2 separate regions of the Mus musculus genome follow, and region 1 is linked to region 2. The links are chromatin loops, found by intact Hi-C in ENCODE. Cell type or tissue: left cerebral cortex. All regions are shown on one strand. Each heading gives the region's core, and the rest is flanking DNA. Links, peaks and the distances in the headings are about the cores only. Region 1 has its middle 66 kb from the start of Gabrg2. Region 2 has its middle 170 kb from the start of Ccng1.

Region 1 (11,366 bases), core at 1,870-9,869, 1.1 Mb before region 2:
CACAATAATAATTAGAGACTTCAACACTCCACTCTCATCAAAGGACAGATCCTGGAAACAGAAATGAAACAGAGACACAGTGAAACTAACAGAAGTTATGAAACAAATGGCTTTAACAGATATCTACAGAAGGTTCTATCCTAAAACAAAAGGATATACCTTCTTCTCATCACCTCAGGGTACCTTCTCCAAAATTGACCATATAATTGGTCTCAAAACAGGCCTCAGCAGATACAAAGATATTGAAATTATCCCATGCATCCTATCAGATCATCACTGACTAAGGCTGATATTCAATAACAACATAAATAATAGAAAGCCAACATTCACAAGGAAGCTGAACAATACTTTACTCAATGATACCTTGGCCAAGGAAGAAATAAAGAAATTAAAGACTTATTAGAGTTTTATGAAAACGAAGCCACAACATACCCAAAGTATGGGACACAATGAAAGCAGTCCTAAGAGGAAAACTCATAGCTCTGAGTGCCTCCAAAAAGAAACTAGAGAGCACACAGTAACAGCTTGACATCACACCTAGAAGCTTTAGATCAAAAGGAAGCAAATTCACCCAAGAGGAGGAGACAGCAGGAAATAATCAAATTCTGGGCTGATATCAACCAAGTAGAAACAAAAAGAACTATTCAAAGAATCAACCAAATGAGGAGCTAGTTCTTTGAGAAAATCAACAAGATAGATAAGCCCTTAGCCAGATTCACTAGAGGGTACAGGGAGAGTGTCCTAATTAACAAAATCAGAAATGAAAGAGAGAAAAAACAACAGAACAAACCAAAAAAAGCCCAGAGCCAGATGGGTTTAGTGCAGAGTTCTATCAGACCTTCAAAGACCTAAATCCAATTTTCCTCTATTCCACAAAATAGAAAAATAAGGTACTCTACCCAATTCATTCTATGAAGCAACAATTACTCTGATACCTAAACCACATAAAGCCCCAACAATGAAAGAGAACTTCAGACCAATTTCCCTTATGAATATCAATGCAAAATTCCTCAATAAAATTCTGAGTAACCAAATCTGAGAACACATCAAAATGTTCATACATCATGATCAAGCAGGCTTCATTCCAGGGATGGAGGGATGGTTTAATATACAGAAATCCATCAACATAATCCACTATATAAACAAACTCAAGGACGAAAAACACATGATCATCTTGTTAGACCTGGAGAAAGCATTTGACAAAATCCAACACCCCTTCATGATAAAAGTCTGGGAAAGATCAGGAATTCAAGGCCCATACCTAAACATAATAAAAGCAATCTACAACAAACCAGTTGCCAACATCAAAGTAAACGGAGAGAAGCTGGAAGCAATCCCATTAAAATCAGGGACTAGACAAGGCTGTCTGTCCACTTTCTCCCTACCTATTCAATATAGTACTCGAAATCCTAGCCAGAACATTAGACAACAAAAGGAGGTCAAAGGGATACAAATTGGAAGGGAAGAAGTCAAAATATCACTTTTTTGCAGTTTATATGATAGTATATATAAGTGATCCTAAAAAATCCATCAGAGAACACCTAAACCTGATAAACAGCTTCAGTGAAGTAGCTGGATATAAAATTAACTCAAACAAATCAGTGGCCTTTTTCTACACAAAGGATAAACAGGCAGAGAAAGAAATTAGGGAAACAACACCCTTCATAATAGTCACAAATAATATAAAATGCATTGGTGTGACTCTAAGGAAATGAAAGATCTATATGATAAGAACTTCAAGTGTCTGAAGAAAGAAATCTAAGTAGATCTCAGAAGATGGAAAGATCTCCCATTCTCATTGATTGGCAGGATTAATATAGTCAAAATGGCTATCTTGCTGAAGGCAATCAACAGATTCAAAGCAATCCCCATCAAAATTCCAACTCAATTCTTCAGAGTTAGAAGGGCAATTTGCAAATTCATCTGTAATAACAAAAAGCCTAGGATAGCAAAAACTATTTTCAACAATAAAAGAACCTCTGGTGGAATCATCATGCCTGACCTCAAGCTGTACTACAGAGCAATTGTGATAAAAACTGCATGGTACTGGTACAGCGACAGACAGGTAGATTAATGGAACAGAATTGAAGACCCAGAAATGAGCCCACACCTATGGTCACTTGATCTTTGACAAAGGAGCTAAAACCATCCAGTGGAAAAAAGACAGCATTTTCAACAAGTGGTGCTGGCTCAACTGGAGGTTATCATGTAGAAGAATGCAAATTGATCCATTCTTATCTCCTTGTACAAAGCTCAAGTCTAAGTAGATCAAGGAACTCCACATAAAACCAGAGACACTGAAACTTATAGAGGAGAAAGTGGGGAAGAGACTTGAAGGTAGGGGCATAGGGGAAAAATTCCTGAACAGAACAACAATGGCTTGTGCTGTAAGATTGAGAATTGACAAATGGGACCTCTTAAAATTGCAAAGCAATAAGGCAAAAGACACTGTCAATAAGACAAAAAAGGCCACAAACAGATTGGGAAACTATCTTTACCAATCCTAAATATAATAGGGGACTAATATCCAATCTATATAAAGAACTCAAGAGTGTGGACTACAAAAAAATCAAATAAACCTATTAAAAATGGGGTACAGAGCTAAACAAAGAATTCTCGACTGAGGAATACCAAATCGCTGAGAAGCACCTGAAAAAATGCTCAACATCCTTAATCATCAGGGAAATGCAAATCAAAACAACCCTGAGATTCCACCTTACACCAGTCAGAATGGCTAAGATAAAAAATTCAGGTGACAGCAGATGCAGGCGAGGATGTGGAGAAAGAGGAACACTCCTCCATTGCTGGTGGGATTGCAGGCTTGTACAACCACTCTGGAAGTTCCTCAGAAAATTGGACATAGTACTACTCGAAGATCCAGCAATACCTCTCCTGGGCATATACCCCGAAGATGTTCCAACTGGATATATGGGCTCATGCTCCACTATGTTCATAGCAGCCTTATTTATAAAAGCCAGAAGGTGGAAAGAATCCAGATGTCCCTCAACAAAGAAATGGATACAGAAAATGTGGTACATTTACACAATGGAGTACTACTCAGCTATTAAAAACAAGGAATTTATGAAATTCTTAGTCAAAGAGGTGAATCTGGAGGCTATCATTATGAGTGAGGTAACCGAATCACATAAGAACACACATGATATGCACTCACTGGTAAGTGGATATTAGTCCAGAAACTTAGAATACCCAAGATACAATTTGCAAAACACATGAAACTCAAGAAGAAGGAAGACCAAAGTGGTCTTTTTCCTTTTTAGAGTGGGGAACAAAATACCCATGGAAGGAGTTACAGAGACAGTGTTTGGAGCTGAGATGGAAGGAAGGACCATCCAGAGACTGCCCCACCTAGGGATCCATTCCATAAACAACCACCAAACCCGGACACTATTGCACATGTCAGAAAAATTTTGCTGACAGGACCCTGATAAAGCTCTCTCTTGTGAGGCTTATGCCAGTGCCTGGCAAATACAGAAGTGGGTGCTCACAGTCATCTATTGGGTGGAACACAGGGCCCCAAATGAAGGAGCTAGAGAAAGTACCCAAGGAGCTAAAGGGGTCTGCAACCCTATAGGAGGAACAATAATATGAACTAACCAGTACCCCCAGACCTGTGTCCCTAGTTACATATATAGCAGAGGATAGCCTAGTAGGCCATCAATTGGAGGAGAGGCCCTTGGTCTTCGGAAGATCATATGCCCCAGTCCAGGGGGAGTTGCAGGACCAGGAAGCAAGAGTGGGTGGGTTGGGGTACAGGCATGGTGGAGGGTATAGGGGACTTTGGGGATAGCATTTCAAATGTAAATGAAGAAAGTATCTCATAAAAAAAAAAGAACACTTACTGTCTCAATTTTGTGTATGTAGTTGTTTTCTCCCTTTGAGGAAAACCTCCTCATCCTGAGTTAGTACCAATGAGACAATGAATCCTTTTCAAGGTTACTTACAGCTAAGAAATGGATTAACTCTGTGCAACATTCCATAGTCCCTGATGAAGTCCTGTCTCCTAAATTATAGTACTCCTTTGGTTTCCTCTTGGGAACCAACTTTCTTCCCTTGAATATTTAAACATTACAAAAACCCCAGTAATTTGTATGCTAGTTTGAGTAAATTGTTTCTTTTTTCACACACAAACTACAAATGCTCCCTTTTTAAAGTGTCCTTTTGCTGTAAGATGTATATCTTACAGCAGAAATCATTTAGAAACATTCCAAGGAAATATTTTTATTTTTCTTCTATTTATTTTAGGACATATTTCAAGATGACTTTTCTTCTTCAAAAGAGAAGCACAGATCCAAATGTGTCTAAATAATCAGACATCTAAGCTGAAAATGTTGCTATTCCATTCTATTCACAGCCAACACTAATGGCTCTATTTGTTCAATATCTTCACTTAATTGCTAGCCTCCCCTTCCTAACAGAACACCATGTAAAGGTGTGTAGGATACATTATACCCAAAGTTGGATAGGATTATGAGCCCACAATGAATTTGACAGACCAGTTAAAATATCATCCTCTTATTCTTTGCAAAAGAATGTTTTATTTATCAGTTGCCTCAGGCTAACTGAATTGGGAAAAAAATGTCCACAATTATGTTAAGTCCCATTCTTTATTTTATTTTATTTTATTTTTTCCAGCTCTGTTCCTATTAAAAGTGTGGCTTTACCATCAGAGGGAAACAGCACCTTTTCTCAATGGTATAATTGGAGTTATTTTTTCCAGTGTCAAAAAAAGTTTGTCTTGTTGGGAACCATTGCACCGACTGTGAATGGTGAAGCTGTTAAGCTTTTACTATTTACTCTTTATTCAGATTTTAGGAGAACCTGAGGACCAAACTGCCTTCCTTCCTCATTACCTCCATCAGGGGGAGCTCTGACAGTGTTTCGCCTAGCTGGGTTTCTCTTGGCAAACTACAAGCTAGTCATTTACACAGCTCTTTAAAGTGTATTGAACTTTAAAAGCCAGAACACACACATTTTCTGTCCTTTCTCTCGCTGTGTCACAGCATGGTGTCGATTTTTTTTCTTAAATCGTTTTTTAGTATGTATCTTACAGTTCAGGATATGTTTTATCTCTGTAGAAGCATGCTTAGTGCTTCTTCCTGGGAACTCGTTTTACACAACCAAGAATGAAACCTTGTCAATCTAGTTTATATGGACTGCTCTAACAGAGGACGCTAAAGACTCTGGTTAGAGGCAGGAAATAAGGCAGTAATGACGGAACTAGGCAAAGCAGAGTTTCTCCAGTATAATGCCCTGCTGATTTTCATGTAAGACAATAAATAGATATATACACATGTAATTGAAGCAGCTCTAAGAATTAGCTTTAGTACTTACTCATTTTGAAATGTTGAGTGATGTAACTAAAACTTAGATGAAGAATCTACCAGGATCATACAGCTTCTAACGGAGAAGACAGGCTCTTCCCCAAAGGACAAATGTTTATTATGCAAAATGTACACAATTGTGTCCCATTTTACTAAACAAATAGTAAAATGAAGGAAAAACTAAGGAAGTCATACTTTTTATTTCGGTGTTCCTTTTTAGTGTCAAGAAGTACCTAATTCTTTTCATTTAGTGTTCTTTTCGCTTTTGCTAATATTTCAGTTTTTCCTGTGCAGAATATTAAGTTCCAGCAAGGATGGAGGTAAAATGAATGAACAGAACGGGCAATGATGAGCGAAGTGCAGGCAGCTGAGAATCACACACTCAAAGGACACATCCTTTACCAAGCAAAATAACACCTCAAAAATACAATGCAGAGCACACTAAGATACTGCTGAGTAAGAAAACTGACAGAACATTTCTGAATTTTGCTTCATATCACATGTATTTTTCCACATTCTAATAATCAAATGAAAAATGAATTGAAGAAAGGAGCTTTTCACTACTGTGTTCCATTTTGGTGCATATAGAACCTAAATGAATACAAATCAGGTTGAATATAAAAATAACCTCAGGTTTGCACAGGCGGAAGATTACTGTTTATGCATGTGGTCTGTATTATTCCTTTCTTCCCTTCTTATCTTTGAGCATCAAAGCAACAAGTATAGCAAATTCCATAATAAAATCTGGACATCATTTTTGAAAACCCATATGCCATTATGTTAAATCATTCACAAGGTCATTTCTTTCTTACTAAGCATTTTCCAAATTGCTTAAGTAAGACTCAAAATTGCCCTTCCTTCCAGCTCCATCCCTTAGAACTTCGTTTTCTCTAAGTATTCTGACTGGTCTCCCATAATCTTTAACTTGCCTTCTGTATTAAGACTTCCGTGCACAGGCCCCACTCTGCACTACAACCCAGCCATCTCTTTGCTCTCTTTAGAATGCACCCTTAGGTCACCACCAATGCTCAGTGTTTTGCTCGGCACCACCATGCATCTACCATTCATGGTCTTCTATCAAATGCAGTCATTCTCCAATTGTCTCTAGAAATAAAATTTCAATAACAATCCATGTATTACTCCTTGCCACCCCTGACTCTGAAAACAAGTTTTTAGTGACTTTTCACATCCTCCAAGGGCCACTGGCTCTTCTCCATCTAGTATTTCTATCAGGCACTAGGAACAAAATAAGTAGAGTTGATTGTTGTACACAAGGACTCAGTAATGGGAAAGGTTGACAAATGGACTACTGTAATATTCAGGAATACTGAATATTGCTTGATACAATGAATGATGTCATAGGTTAATAGAGATTAAAAACCTGATGGATAAATATCAAGGTAGTAGGAAATCTATACTTCACACACCTAAGGGATATTTGATAAAATGTACATGAGAAACTAAAGTACAAATATTAAAAGGCAGTGAATGAGAAAAAGAATGTATTAAAAGATTTGTCCATACCATTGGAGATTTATTTTAACCTAAAAAAGTAGATAGTTTAATCCTAATTAAAATACTTTCTGCTACAATAGATTTTAATTGGATGTTTTCTCTTCTGATAATTGCATAATTTTTCCTCTTCTGTCATCTTTTTTTTCTCATCAAAATTTTATGCTACAAACTAACCAGAACACAATTCTTAATTACTCATATTGTATCTTACGGTGTTATTATTGACAATGATATGGCTGTGCTACACATCTTAATTATTATTTTAAGAAGTTGGACAGTTTCATCTTGTACTTAAAATGTTTTGCATTTTTATTTATAATACATATTCTAATTTTAAATATTTTAAATATTTTGAAATAAAGTAGGAATAGCTACAAAATTTGTTGTTCATTCTGCCCATTTCCATCAGGCAGATAATCCTACCTAATTATACTGTAATGCATATATTTCACATCAGCACTATATGCTCATAGAGAAGTCTGCATTTTCATCACTCATGTGTTAGTGTGGCTACCGGCACATTTGCAGTGTAAAGGAAACACAGGGGCAGAGAGATGTTCCTGCCACAAGCATGTCATAGGCACTTGTAACCCTTCTCCCAAATCCTTAAACTGCAATCACCAGTCAGTGCTACCCTACACCATTCCTGCTTAGTACTACGAAATCATTTATTTAAAAATAATACGTGCTTAAATAGCTATAAAAATAGATGCTTAAGTAAAAATTATACACTTCCAGTAAACTGAATTAAATGAACAATAGTTCATTTAACCCTGGTGATGAGACAATTCAAAACTAAATTACTTTAGGGAATAATGAAGTACTACATGTTATCCTCATTTGCCACATTTAAAACTGTCTATGCAGAAGATGTAGATATAGTTTATACATACATGTATATAGATAGGTATAGATATATATAGGTGTAGATGAAGGTGTAGAAATGTATGTAGCTGTATATGAGGTATATATGTTTGTGTATATGTATATACATACATATATGTTTATGTATACACACACACGTTTACAGTGATAAAGCTAACTAATGTAATAAGATAGCTGAAGTACTTCTATCCACTCATATTTGGTCATTTTTCAAGTAAGCAATCAGGTGAAAATGTGAATGTTTTTAACCTAAATAGTAAACCTTTTTCTTTTTTTTTTTTTTAAAGATAAAATAAAATAAGATAAAACAAAACCCATCACATCTAAGTTGAACAAGGCAAAGGAGAAGGACACACCTGTTCACATATTCAGGATCCCATGAAAATACTATGCCAAGAGATATAATACACACAGAGCAACTGATGCTGTCCTGTGTCAGCCCTGTGAGTGTGGCTTCAGTCTCTGTTACTTCACCTGAGTTCTCCTGGTGTCCTCTGTCTCCTCTACCCTTCTTTCTCTTCCTCTTCCCTGGGCTTCCATGAGGTCTAAGGGGAGAGATTTTATGTAAACATTCCATTTAGAGATATGAGCTAAACCTAATTCTTTACATGAATGTACTCGATAGAAAGGCTTATGTGACTATTTCTTCAGTTAATATTTCATAATAGAAACTAAATGTCAGAATCTTCACAGTTCAAAACTGTTTTACATCTGAACCTATAAAATAGTTGCAAGATATTTTTATACAACCTGTTCAATAAAGTGTTTGATTAAAAAAGTAAAAGATCCCCGTGACCTTCAAAATTTTCTGAGCATAATTATTACTCTACACAATATATAGTCTAATAAATATTTGATAGTGAGTATTAATGCAAATTTGAAAATTTGCTTTCCAAGTAAAATCTTATCTGAAATTTTGTATTATTTCTAATTAAGCCGTATTGACTTTTTCCAGATGTGTTCACATTTAAATGTTCATATTAAAATAAAATAAGGAGATATGATCCCCAATTTGTGCATTTAAAGTCAGTCTTTCTATTCATTCATCTATGGTGAGCAGCTTCTCTTGCTACGTAGTAAGCTTCTGAAATATAAGACCATTGTTAGGGACCCTTGTAGTCCATTTCTTTTCATTTCTGAGCAGCATTCTAGTGTACATATAGTCCATATACTTATGTGTCAATCCATCAGCTAGAAGCTCTTACAAGACAAATTCTCCAAGGCACTTTCATTTTATGTATTCAAGTAAAAGAGCCATATGGCCAACTGTTTACTTAATCGCCATCCTCCATAATGCATACCACCTTCCAAACTGTATTTCACTAGTTATCATTATAAGTCTTACAAATCTCCTATAGGTAAGTTAGACCATTTTTGGCTTTGAAACAAAGACTGGAAAAAGAAAACAATTGAACTACATCTAGTTTTGTCAAAGGTGTGTATGTATGTGAGTGTGTGTGTGTCTACATGCATGTGTGTGTGCACTCTTTCTTTTGTTTCCTACATTTTTTTATTTCATTAATAATCTTCTCATGACCATTCTCTATTCACTGTTATCACAAGAAGGTAAGAATGCTCTTTAGAACATTGAAACTTAATTTTTTTTTTAGAAAATATTTATCTATAGGTTCTCCACAGGAAGACCAACAGAGACAAATAAACTGGACGCTTGGGGGATCCCAGAAGTTAAGTCATCAACCAAAGATCATACATGGGCTAGACCTATCCCTACAGCTTGATCTTCATGTAGGTTCCTTAACAATTGGATCAGGGCTGTCTCTGACTCTGTTGCCTGCCTTGAATTCTGTTCCCCTAACTGAACTGCATTCTCTGGCCCCCAGGTGGAGAATATGAACTTAGTCCTGTTGCAACTTGATGATCCAGGGTAGGTTAGTATCCACTGGGGGAGAGGGTCTCCTCAGAGAAGAAGAGGAGAGAGATGGGAGAGGGGTTGTGTAAGGAGGGGCCTAGTCAGAAGGGGGCTGCAACCAGGATGGAAAGTGAATAAATAAATAAATTATTGAAAAAAGTAAACATTTATCTATTAGAAGGAACAAACTTTGTAATTTTTGAATAACAAAGTAGTGTGTGTCATGGTAAGAATACATGCTCTTGTGCAGGCCTGAATATAACCCTAATATACACCATTGGCAAATTGGATTTATACTACACTAACCGCTTCTTACTACATTTGTATCTGAATCTAGAAAATCAGTTTACTTATGTTAGTGGGTGCTCATCACATGTCTTAAAGTGTGTGTCTGCCTAAAAAGGCCTTTTAGAGCTGTATTGCTCTCTAGCAACAGTTATCAATCAGACAACAGGTTTCATTATTAAAAATTCCATGTATTTTCCAGCATAAATACATACTAAACTACTGAGGAATTCAATGAGTCAAATAAAATTCAGTATGTTCACAACATTGTACATTTTTGCATATTTTATTATCTTAGTTCCAAATCTATTATGTTTACAGTATACATTTTAACTAAAAGAAAGATGATATGCAACTGGAAAATTCAATAACTTAAATCCCGAAGAATTCAAATATTTTCCTGGTTGGAGTGATATGTTCTCTCTATTGAGACAATTCCTAGGTTTTCACTCAAAGTTATATCTTCAGCCTGGATATCTGATCTTACCTCCCTCGACCCTGTTCTGAATTACATTTTTATACTCACAATGCAGATACTGAATCTAGAGACTAGATATCACAGGAAGACATTCACAGTGCCTTTTAAAGATATGCAGATCGCTTTGTAATTCTTACTTTTTTGTAAGAAGCAATATTCTTTCATATTTATAACACCTACCCAGTTCAGAATACTGATGATATACATACATCATAATCCTTTTAGCCAAGGTTTGTACTCATAGGACTAATTTTCTTCTGCCATTTGCTTTATGCCCTATAAAGTTTTTAAATTGATGTTTTAAAAGCTGCCTTTAATCAGATTTTCTGTGCCCTTTATCCTCACTAAAATGTTGATGGCCCCATATTGTACTAGATACCAGCTTTGTCATTGAAACTTTAGACTGTGAAATATGTTTAGTAGCAAAGTATTAGAACCTATATTCTGTCTAAGCTTTGTTAAGAATTCTGTTTGCTTAGTGATCACACTCAGAAGGTCAATTTATGATAAGAGGTTAAAGAGGAGGTAGATGCCTATCCTCTAATATTTTTTTATTGTGACTCTTGTATTTGAGTTCTGAAAATCAAATTCACTGTGAGAAAACATACTTAATAAATATATTTTATATTGCAATTAACATAAAATTTAATGCCAGGTTCTGGCCTTAGTATCTTCTGACATAAAAGAAGATATATAAATAGCCTGTCCTCTTGAAGCGAACAAGATTTCAAAGCATGAGTAAAAATAATTCCTAAAACTAAGATTGCCCTTTTAAGAGTTAAGAGGGTTTTAGAGCATCTTTTCGTCTTTCTTTTTCAGAAACAAACTCTTCCTAAAAGACATTGGAAAGAAAACAAGATTTAACTAAACTATTTTTAAGTTTAAAACTCTATGTTAGCTTCTAAATTTTCTCTGACTTATTTACCAAAAACATTTGCATAATATGAATAATATGGGTTCATTCCTCAGTTTCAGGTGGCTGATATACTTC
Region 2 (11,366 bases), core at 1,352-9,351:
TACATAAGAAATAGGAAATATCCCTTTAGCTCCTTGGTTACTTTCTCTAGCTCCTCCATTTGGGGCCCTGTAATCCGTCCAATAGCTGACTGTGAGCATCCACTTCTGTGTTTGCTAGGCCCTGGCATAGTCTCACAAGAGACAGCTATATCTGGGTCCTCTCAGCAAAATCTTGCTAGTGTATGCAATGGTGTCAGCGTTTGGAAGCTGATTATGGGATGGATCTCTGGATATGGCAGTCTCTAGATGGTCCATCCTTTCGGCTCAGCTCCAAACTTTGTCTCTGTAACTCCTTCCATGGGGATCTGTAACCCTATAGGTGAAACAACAATATGAACTAACCAGTATCCCCCGGAGCTCGTGTCTCTAGCTGCATATATATCAGAAGATGGCCTAGTCGGCCATCAGTGGACAGAGGCCCATTGGTCATGCAAACTTTATATGCCTCAGTACGGGAGAATGCCAGGGCCAAGAAGTGGGAGTGGGTGGTTGGGGAAGTGGATGGGGGAGCGTGTGGCGGACTTTTGGGATAGCATTGTAAATGTAAATGAAATAAATACCTAGTAAAAAATAAAAAAGAAATAGGAAATATATGATCATTTTACATATTCACAAAACATTTTCAAAAATATTCATATTCCAAGAATTCCTTTCCCCCTGTTGAAGCCATTATATACAAATAGAGAACACTTGGTCATGTTACCCAATAACAATATAGTATAATTGTCTTAGTAATTGTTCCAATGATGTGAAGAGATATCATGACCAAAGCACCTTTTATAAAGGAAAACATTTAGTTTGGGGCTTCCTTACAGTATCAGAGGCTTAGTCAATTATCGCCACCTACTCCAACAAGGCTACACACCATAATCCTTCCAAATATTTCACCAACTGGAAAACAAGTATGCAAATATATGAGCCTGTGGGGACTAATATCATTCAAACCATCACAATAGCCATAAATTGTTACTTTATGATTTAAATTTTTTGTTTAGATTAAAAATGTATGTATGTATGTGCATGTGTGAGTATATGTGTGTATTCTGTAGTGGTTTGAAAAGGAATGGCCCCACAGACTCACAAATTTATGTGCTTGGCCCATGGGGAGTCAGTCACACTATTAGAAGATGTGGTCTTGTTGGAGGCAGTGTGTCTCCTCTTGGCTGCCTTCAGATTTAGAACTTTTGGCTCCTCCAGAACCAAGTCTGGCTGCACAGTGTCATGCTTCCCATCATGATGATAATGGACCAAACCTCTGAAACTGTAAGTCAGGTCCAATAAAATATTTACCTAAATATTTGCCTCAATAGTAGTTGTCCTGGTCATGGTGTCTCTTTGCAGCAATGGAACCCTAAGATGATGTGATTGTAACTGCATCTACCCACCATGGCCAGAAGAAGGCTCATCCCTTTAGTCTGTTAGTTTTAGCAGCACTGAGAATGAAGAACCAAATACTCCTAACCAGTAACCCATCTCTCAAGGTTCCAAACATGTTCTATAAAAGAAGGAAAGAGAGGGCCAATGAGATGGCTCAGCAAACAACTTTCCATGAAGGACACATTTCCTATAGAGAATTCCAAATAGTTTAGCTAAGTACTGCCCCTCCCTATAATAAAATCATGCCCCATCTCTTAAATATGAGATCCAGTTAATAACTTATTTCCAGAGAATATGTGTATGAAAAAATATAAAAGAGCAACTTGACATTGAAGCTCTTGACAGGGAGGACTAATCAGTTGAGTCAAATGACACGACTAATCACAGATAAGTTAGGTGCCAGTCTGTCCTTTCGATGTGATGTAATGAGGATGGATTTCATGTCTATGTTGATCCTTCAGAAATCATATGCTAATTATGAGATGGGCAATAAACCCAAACGTAAAAACCAACAACAAAATGACCTCCAAGTTCTAAGGCCATCCAGGAAAATGCTGCAGAGCAAGGAGGCTCATGGCAGATTGACTGACATTCTGGGAGAGATTCTGGAAAGTGTAGAGGACAGGCAATAATTAGGGACAAATGTTGAATAAATGTATCAGAATGCTATACGATGTCAAACACACACACACAAACCTGGAGGAGGGACAGAAGGGAATTCTTAAAAATTTCCACAAACTTATGGCAAATCAAAATTGTACTACAATATGTGCAGCACGCAACTCTACTTTCAGTAATCAGGAGGCTGAGGCAGGAGGATTATGACATTAAGACCATCCTAGGCTAGGTGGTAAGACTTGGTCTCAACATCCTCCCAAAAGAAAAACTACACTAATATATATATATTTAAAAACCCTTTATTTCAACAAAAAATAAGTTTTAAAATATTGTTCAAATATATGTGTGTTTCATTAGAAATTTTTCACATCTGTGTAAAAATGAATGTCAACAATACATTTTAAAAGTGATATTACTAATACTAATAAGTTTGAGGTAGCTAATACAATAGCTGAGATTAAATAAGTAAATTCCTAGAAAATAATCATGTATAAATAAAATAATGTGAAGCAGAAAAATATAAACATACTTATTAAAGAATTAACACCGAGTATGGTAGCACACTCCTTTCATTCCAAGCATTCAGGAGGCAGAGGCAGAAAAAGTTTTATGAGTTTGATGCCAACCTGGTCTATATAGGGAGATCCAGGCCTGCCAAGGCAACATAGTGAGGCCCTGTCTTGAAAAGAAAATTAAAAAGTCATTGTGTGTCATCCCAAACTCTGGATTCAAGCAGAATTCATTAATTCAATCTATGCAGAGTCAAGGAAAAGGCAGCATAAATCTTAAATGAACTTTACAACAAAAAGAGTACATGTATTTTTAAATATGCTATGAGATTTACATAATTACACCAGCAAAACTTGAAAAATAAGATTTAAAAAAATACCCTCAAAAGATTCCTCAAAATATTATAGAACCTAATAAAAAATGGAAAAAAAAATATTATAGAACTGTCTCTTTAAAAAATCAAATTACTCTCAATCCATAGGAATACATTATTGGTTAAAAAAAAGGGGGTTTATTAGAGCTAAACAATGTTAGTTTAACATTTAAAAATCAATAATAACAACTCACTATATTCAAAGAAAAAGTAAAACCATCTCAGTAAATAATGTGAAAAATCTCTATTATCCTACAGTGTGTTTTATAAGCCTTATGTTCACACTTAAGAACTTGCAATAAACTAATTGCTAAAAAATTGAATTAGAAATTCATGCACCAGCCATGTTTCAGAAACACATTTACCCAAACCTTCAAGGTACCATTCATTTTTTTATTGTAAACAATTCCCAACCCAGAAACAGATTAAGAACTTGAAGTTTCATTTTATGAGACAATAATAATTTTGTTATGAAAATAAATTAGAGTGTAATAAAAGAAAATTTAAACAGTCTCATTTGTGGTGATGAAAGGAAGAATCATTAGCTAAATTAGTCCAGCAAAATATTAAAATAATTACCAATGGGTGAGGCTCCAGTAACACAGATGTGGCTTAACATTAGAAAATGATACAGAAAACAAAAAACAGTGGTTGTCTGCTCTCACAATTTTACATTGTTCTCAAGATCTTACTCAATACCAATAAACTAACAAACTTATTTAATCTTGGAAGCTGATACTCTTGTATACTCAAAGATGAGATTTCAACAAAAATAAGTACTACAGATGATACAGCTACTCACTGTTAAGTGAGTTGCCAGCCAGTCTGTCCTTTCGATGAGATGTATGTAAAAGTAGATGTTACGTAAACTTAAATGGATACTGATAGCAGTAAGCCTCCGAGATGACAATTACATCTGGTAAATAAAAGTTACTTTTACAAGTGGGGTCAACTGTCCCCACCCCCACCCGTGTGTGTGTGTGTGTGTGTGTGTGTGTGTGTGTGTGTGTGTGATTATTTTTAAAGAAATCATTTGAAAACCTTTCTATTCTTTCAAATTGGGGAAGATACACATAATAAAACAGAAAAACTATATCAAAAGAAGAGAAAGAACACCAAGCCAATTAATTTGAAATAATAGTATAAATAATACAAGAACGTGTCTGAACAATGTGAAATGTAGCGGAGAGCCCCACATAGCCCAACACTGCGTTTTCAGCAATAGTTTTGTCAAGATGATGTCGTTGTGTAGCTGTTTCTCTGCACTGAAAACTTCCCTCTTGGGCAGAGGAAAGGTTCATGAGACTCCTTAACAACTAGGACTCAGAGCACAGCTCCTGGATGCTATCTGTGCAGTACCCATTGCAACTCCTCGGGTAGCTGCCTGCAAGTTGCTCTGGGAACTCCTCTAACACAGTCCATGTGAATCTCGCTCACTTAAGGGAAGGGCATTTACTAAAGCAACTGGCAGAGCTACCCCAACGTTTGTAAGCTGGACTTAAACTGACTTCTTGTTTGTTTGTTTGTTTGTTTGTTTGTTTGGTCCAAAGCTTTTATATCTGAGGTAATCAAAGAAAGATTCCCCAGGAGAAGTTAGTTATGCAACATCATGCTCTTTTCTGCCATACCAATAAGCAAAAAATAACATTTCGATGAAATTAAAATTCATGCAATGTGCTTTTTAATTCAGACTCTGCATTTATCTCAAAAAAATAAAATAAAATCTGTTTTCTGTGTTATTTCTTACAAATGTATGCAAAGCTTTGATTACAATGGAAATGGCACACAAGTTGGAGTTAAGCTGATACAGGATCAAAACCCACCTCTTCACTTCAATATGTGCATACATTACTAAATGTTGTTGGCCATGACCTTCAGGGGGTTCTAAATGGAATGAAAATGAAGTAAAACTTGTGAATTTCTGGGTACAGCTGCTCTTCTGATACCTCTTGTCTTTTCCATTTCGAAGCTGATCTGGGTGGAAAACACTTTAATTATTCCTTAAACCTAAAGAATGCTAAAACATAACAGAAAACAGCAAAAGATATCACTCGTTATACATATGATAAATCTGAGGCTGGGTAGAGATTTGAATCCAAGGGAGAACAGATAAAGTAAAACATTCCCCCTCTATCATCCCTCCTAAAACCCAAACTACAAGATAATGAAAAGGAAAGAGCTCGACTTCCAAACCTCAACGGGGCTCCTGGCCGAGTTTATCATATCCCGTTAATTTCCATTTACCTAGGCTCCACCACAAGCTATGCGAGGTGGCAAGCCAGCAAGTTGGATGAAAAGCGACTCCTTTTTTTCCTCTTGCTTAAATTGCTCCGTGTCCTTTTGCGAACTACAAAAGCTTGTATGAAAATCCTCCTGCTGAGGCCAGCTCTGGGACGCAGCTCAAGGGCTCCACCTTCAGTCGCAACGGAAAAGGAACCATTCAAAACCATTCCTTTGAGTTCTAAGGAGACAGATCTGGAATGGTTTTATTTCACGAAATGCAAATCCTACAGTCTTTGGTTTTGTTTTGTTTTTTACAAATAATATGGGCCAGACACTTATCTACTATGCACAGTAAGCCAGATAATCTTAAAGTGTGCAAGACTGACTATAAATAACTCAAGTAAACTGGTTGCTTAAACTACCTCATGGTCTTTCATGTCTTCAGGACTCCTGTCTGCTCTTGTGTTATTTAGCTGCAGCACTAGCTGATAAGCTTTTCATTCCATTTCTCCTATGATATTTACTATTGTTTTGTAGTGAAGGAAATGTTATTTCTTACCTAACATACCTGTTGATAAACTGCCAGTAGGTTTTGTTTTTTTTTTTTTTTTTTTTTTGACAGTTTCAATAAGTATATTGAATGGAATTATTCTTGGAAGAAATATTCTACCTTGACAAATGGAAATGATTCTCAGCTCTATTAAAAGGCATTGCTTAAAGGTTAAAGATTAATTTTCCAAGAGGCACTGGTATGGAATACAACAGACAAAAAAGAAAAGAAAAACACAGAAAATTAGTCCCATAATTCCACAGAATTAAACCCCCAAATTGAATTCCCACTTAAATTAAACAGTTTATTTAGTTAATCTCAAAATGAATGACTCCATGTTTTCTATTAAACATATCTTGTGGGGTTATACTTGAGAACAGTAACTAAAATGTTTAGATGTGTTTAGAGATTTTTTTTTCTTCCTAATGGGAAATTAAACTTACACATTAAAACTTACAGTTTTCTATTCACCTTATAATAGTGTTTTTTTTCCTTTTTTCCTTTGTTGGGGCCCCAGACATACCTCTAACAAAAGACGCCATAGAGAAATGTGAGTTTTGTGCCTCTCACTACTGTGAACGAAAATTACTGGAATTGTTGACAGAGATTAGAGATTAGAATTGCAACCTGTACAGAGTTTGGGATGTTGAAGATCCAAAAGCTAGTTATCACATCTTGGGTTAGCAGTTTTTGTCCACCTTTGTGTCATAACTAACATCTTGTAACTAATAAATAGAAACATTTGGAATTAATTAACTAAAAGTACTACTGGTGTGCACTGACCCAAAAACTAAGAATGTTATCAGGTAACATCCTGGGGGTATAGAAAAGGTTTCCCCCATCTGACTCTCACCACCTCTCTGATATATCCACCAATTTATTTTAAACTTGTTTGAATTTGTGTCTTTCTTTGCTCTGTGAATCTATAAAACTCCTTTCCCATTAGAATATGACAACTGGCAACCTAAATCTATGTTCCTGGGATGTGGTCACTAAGAATGGCTTCAAATAAACTAGCTTTTCTCTTTTAGATGAGAGCTGTGGCTTTTGTATCAAAACTGGTAAGAAAGAGGGGATTACTACTCTAAGAGAGCAAGAATTCAAATAAAGTTCAATTTTTATGACCCAGAGTTTTCATGGTCCTTATGTATCTACAGACTCTTTTAAAGGAGTAAATATTTGAAGCTCAGGGTAATTTCTTCTGGCTGAGCTTCATAACATTCACAAAATATCTTCTATTCTTCACAGTGATCCAACGGTTTGGTTCTTTAATGAGCCCTTGCTTTGTTGTTGAGAAGACAAAATACAAGTAAATCTAGTAAATTCAGCCTGGAGGCACACACCTGTAAACTCAGCACTCAAAACCTTGAAGAAGGAGAATCATGAATTTGAGGCAAATCTGGGCTACAATAACTCCATGAGTGGATGATAGAAGACAGACAGACAGACAGACAGACAAACAGATAAAATAAGGGAGATAGATGAACACAGAGTTATGTCGGCGGAACTAAAATCAAAACTCTTAATACCTACAACTATGCCCTATACAGCAAGCCTTCTATTAATTCTGCATGGACACATCCAATTCAAAATAAATATTTGAGTATTTCTATTTAACAGACATTATATTGCATGAAAATGCAGCATGGGCATGCTAGGGTAGATCTCTAAGAACTAAGAACAATTTCACAAAGGCTGGGGACCACCGTATTGGAGAGCAAGTGGGAAGACTGCTGAAGGTGTTAGACAAGCTCTTAAGTGAGACACAGCTGCATTCAAACCCCAGCTTCACTACAGCCTGCTGGTTAACCTAGGTCAAGTACTCAGCATTTCTAGGCACTATTTTTTTAATAAGTTGAAAAGAGAAAACACCAAACGGTTCTCTGTATTAGAGCTGCTGCATTAAATAAAGAAAATATCTAATTTCATATATATATATATATATATATATCAACTCTGTCAAGCTTGCAGACAGGAGCCTGGCATGACCACCTCCTGAGAGTCTTCATCCAGCAATGGATGGAAACAGGGTGCAGATCCACGGAGAAATATCTGGGGGAGCTCAGGGAGTCTTGTGGAAGGGTGGGGGATAGAACTGAGTGAACAGGAGAATTGAGGACAACATGAGAACACCTACAGAGTCAACTTACCTGGGCCCATGGGGATCACAGAGACTGAACCACCAACCAAAGAGTATGCAGGGGCTAGACCTAGGCCCCCACACATTTGTAGCAGATGTCCAGCTTGGTCTTCATGTGATTCTCCTAACAACTGGAATGTAGGGGTTGCCTCTGACTCTGTTGCCTGTCATTCTATTCCCTTACCCTATCTGGACTTCCAGGTTGTGCCTCGGTAAGAGAGGATGTGCTTAGTCCTTCTGGGACTAGATGTCCCAAGGTGACCTGGTATCCAAGATGGGGCTAGGGGAAGGAGAAATGGAGAGAGGGATTTGTAAGAACAAGACTGGGAAGAAAGGGAGGGAGAGAGGCTGCAATTGAGACCTAATGTGAATAAAACAACAAATTATGAAAAAAAAGAAAAATGTACAAACACAAACATTCTTTTCATCGCAGGAAAACTAGGACAGCTTAGGCTTTTTGTTCCCACTGAGTGTTTGTTCATCATCTCAGCTTCTAGAAATCTTTGTTTCTCCTCTTGGCCCAAGCATAAGACATTTGCTATCCCAAAAGAATGAATGTGGAACATTGTTATTCCTAAGTCTCCAGTAAAACTATGATTATAGTTCCAACGTAAATATGCACGCTCACTTGATCTCTGCCTTCTCTGCTCTCCCTATGTGAAAATCTAAACACACTCTCACATACCATATTTCAGTTAAAATAGATTAATAATAAGTGCTTCAGGAGTTGGAGATGTGGCTCAGTCAGTAGTCCACATCCCTTATATAGATGATACCTTGCGTTCCATCCCCAGCACCACATAAAATAGGGCCTGTAATCTGAGCTCATAGAAGGAGCAGATATGACCATTAGACCCTGGTATAGTTGTCTCGTATGAGACTATGCCAGTGTCTGGCAAATACAGAAGTCAATGCTCACAGTCATCTATAAAATGGAACACAGGGCCCCCAATGGAGAAGCCAGAGAAAGCACCCAAGGAGCTGAAGGGGCCTGCAACCCTATAGGTGGAACAACAATATGAACTAACCAGTACCCCCAGAGCACGTGTCTCTAGCTGCATATGTAGCAGAAGGTGGCCTAGTCAGCCATCACTGAAAAGAGAGGACCCTTGGTATTGCAAACTTTATATGCCCCAGTACAGGGGAATGCCAGGGCCAAGAAGTGGGAGTGGGTGGGTAAGGGAGCAGGGTGGGGGGAGGGTATAGGGAACTTTTGGGATAGCATTTGAAATTTGGAATATATATAAAGAAAATATCTAATAAAAAAAATGTGCTAAAAAAGAAAGTCTGGGCTCATTCTTGACTGTACAGTGAGCTCCAGGCCAGCCTGAACTGTGCAAAACCTTAAGGAAATGATAGACCCAAAATTCTTAATAAAAACTTGTTTCGGTGAAAACAAGAAATGGATACAAGCTCCATAGAATGATGCGTGCTGCTGTATTTGTAATGGTAAAATAGCACCTCAGAATGACATATAATTGCTCAGATTCATTGTTTCATTTGAAAGAAATGAAATTCATGACCATGCCTTTTGATTTCATGTCCAGTTTTGAAGACACCACATCTATATAGGTGGTTTTTTTTTTTTTTTCAAATGAGAGATCCAATTGTTATTAGCAAGAATTTCTTCCCAAAGAAATGTAAAGCAAAACTGTTACCTCCTAAAGTAACTCAAAGCCATTTTTAGAAGAAAAGATATACATAAACTATTCAATTGTGCTCCCAGTTCATAGCTCAGTCAATTAGAGATGGCTCAGAGATCAGTTAACTACTGCAGGTTTTTGTTATGTTTTGTTGGTGATTTTTGGTTTTGTTTTTTGGGTTTGTTTGTTTGTTTGTTTTGTTTAGTATCTTCCTGGCTTTTCCTTCTTTCTGGAAATTAACTTCTCCCAAATATTCAACTTCTCCATCATGGTTAAAATTGATTGTCCTTCTCTGCCTGCTTATTGGGTGAACCAACATGAAAATCCAGAGTAGTTTTCAATATAAAACACGCTAATTAGTCTTAGGAGTTAAATTAGAAGCTAAAAGAGGTCATTTGTGACCATGAGACTAATAAGACAAAGAGAGAGTTCAGAGGCATAGGAAAATTTTGGAAGAGAGAATATGTGGAGTATAGACGGACCAGAAGAGAGAAAGCAGCTTTCTGAATGCTGACCATCTCCAGTCCCATGCATCAGTGATTCATGAAGCCAAGCTCTACTCTCCATCCTTGTTTTCACTGTGTGTGTGACTGTGTGTGAGCATATTGTGAACGTAAGTATACCTTTATGAGTGTGTGCATTTGAGTGTGATGTGAGCACACCCATGTGCATATATGTAAGTCTGAGTGTCTATGTCTAATTCATTTGGTCTTAAGTTAGGGGTGTTGTTTGTCAGCCAACTCCTCTCAAAATGAAAAATCATAAATGGGCTCTTTCCAGCATTATTTTCCAGAGCAGGGGAAGGACCATTTTATGTAATCCATCTAAATCGGAGATCTATATTCAATTCCTTCCTTGACAACACACTTTCTTCCTACAATATTAATTACTACTTAACTTTCTCAAAATTTTGCTGGAGAGCAATTATGAAAAACTCAAATGTTTTCTTAAATAGCTAATAGCAATCAGCTTCATCACATGCCAGATCGTAAATTAAATTATAGCATATTGGTAAGATGCCAGCAATGATTTTAAAACTGCCAATACTTCAGATATATTCAAATATGCAATAAAATCCCTGAAATTTGATGGGCGCTTAAGTTACTGACTTGGCTATGAGACAATGTCCTCTGACCACAATATATGTGCACAAAATTAACGAATTAAAATGTAATAAACACTTAGAAAAGAAAGGGAATACTGTAGAACTTTCTGTCTTAAAACCCATTGCATTCTTTTTACACACAATAGAAAAACAAGTCCATAATGATTCAAAGGACATCTGCACATCCTCCCCTTGGCCAATGCCAATCCTGACGGTATGCTATGCATTGACATAAATGAAATCAACACAAGAAGGAAATATGAGGAAAAAAAACAGACTGAAAGATTTAAAACTCCATTTCCACCCTGTGTGCATCACTCTCTAATCAAAGATACTTATTTTCTGCATAGTGTCAAATATGGTTCAATCCTGGTATGCTACAGTGAAGAATAAAGGAAACAATTTTCTTTAAGGGGCTGACACTGTAATGGAGAAAGTGCATGGTAGATAATAAATTGAGTTAAAAATTCTATAGATAAATGTCAAGTACCGTAAGTGTTCCAGAAAATCAAGGAATGAACTGGAAATAATGACATATACATGCAACCTAACAATTCTTGAAACTGAAACAGGATGCTCCAAAGTTTGAGGCCAGCCTAAGTTGCACAGTGAGTTTGAGGCCAGCATAAGCCAGAAAGCCAGAGACCAATCCTGTCTTAAATAAATTAGAAAGGGTATATAAAAAATATACTATTCATTCAATAAATAAATGACTTTTGAAATGAGTTTCACAAGCAGGAAATAACTTTCAAATTCATTTAAACAATTGGTAAGATGCCAAGACACAGAATAATGAATTGAGAGCTGTGACTTCTTGGAAAGATGAG

Evidence for each region. A loop is a pair of places that touch in the nucleus more often than their neighbours do. Peaks named below come from ENCODE experiments on the same cell type or tissue, not always from the same donor. Only the 100,000 strongest peaks of a DNase experiment are listed, where the experiment ranks them.
Region 1: a loop joins it to region 2, with 14 times the contacts of the local background. A loop is called at or near these places in 9 of 42 quality-filtered maps.

What each region holds. Positions count from the first base shown.
Region 1 is chr11:42,061,538-42,072,903 of GRCm38, reverse strand. No RefSeq gene overlaps it. Among named protein-coding and RNA genes, the nearest start is that of Gabrg2, 66 kb to the right of the region's middle. In left cerebral cortex, for the core only: a CTCF peak has its summit at 4,879; a DNase peak (open chromatin) is centred at 4,886.
Region 2 is chr11:40,921,246-40,932,611 of GRCm38, reverse strand. No RefSeq gene overlaps it. Among named protein-coding and RNA genes, the nearest start is that of Ccng1, 170 kb to the right of the region's middle. In left cerebral cortex, for the core only: a CTCF peak has its summit at 5,289; DNase peaks (open chromatin) are centred at 4,259 and 5,265; H3K4me3 peaks cover 665 bases; H3K27ac peaks cover 1,148 bases.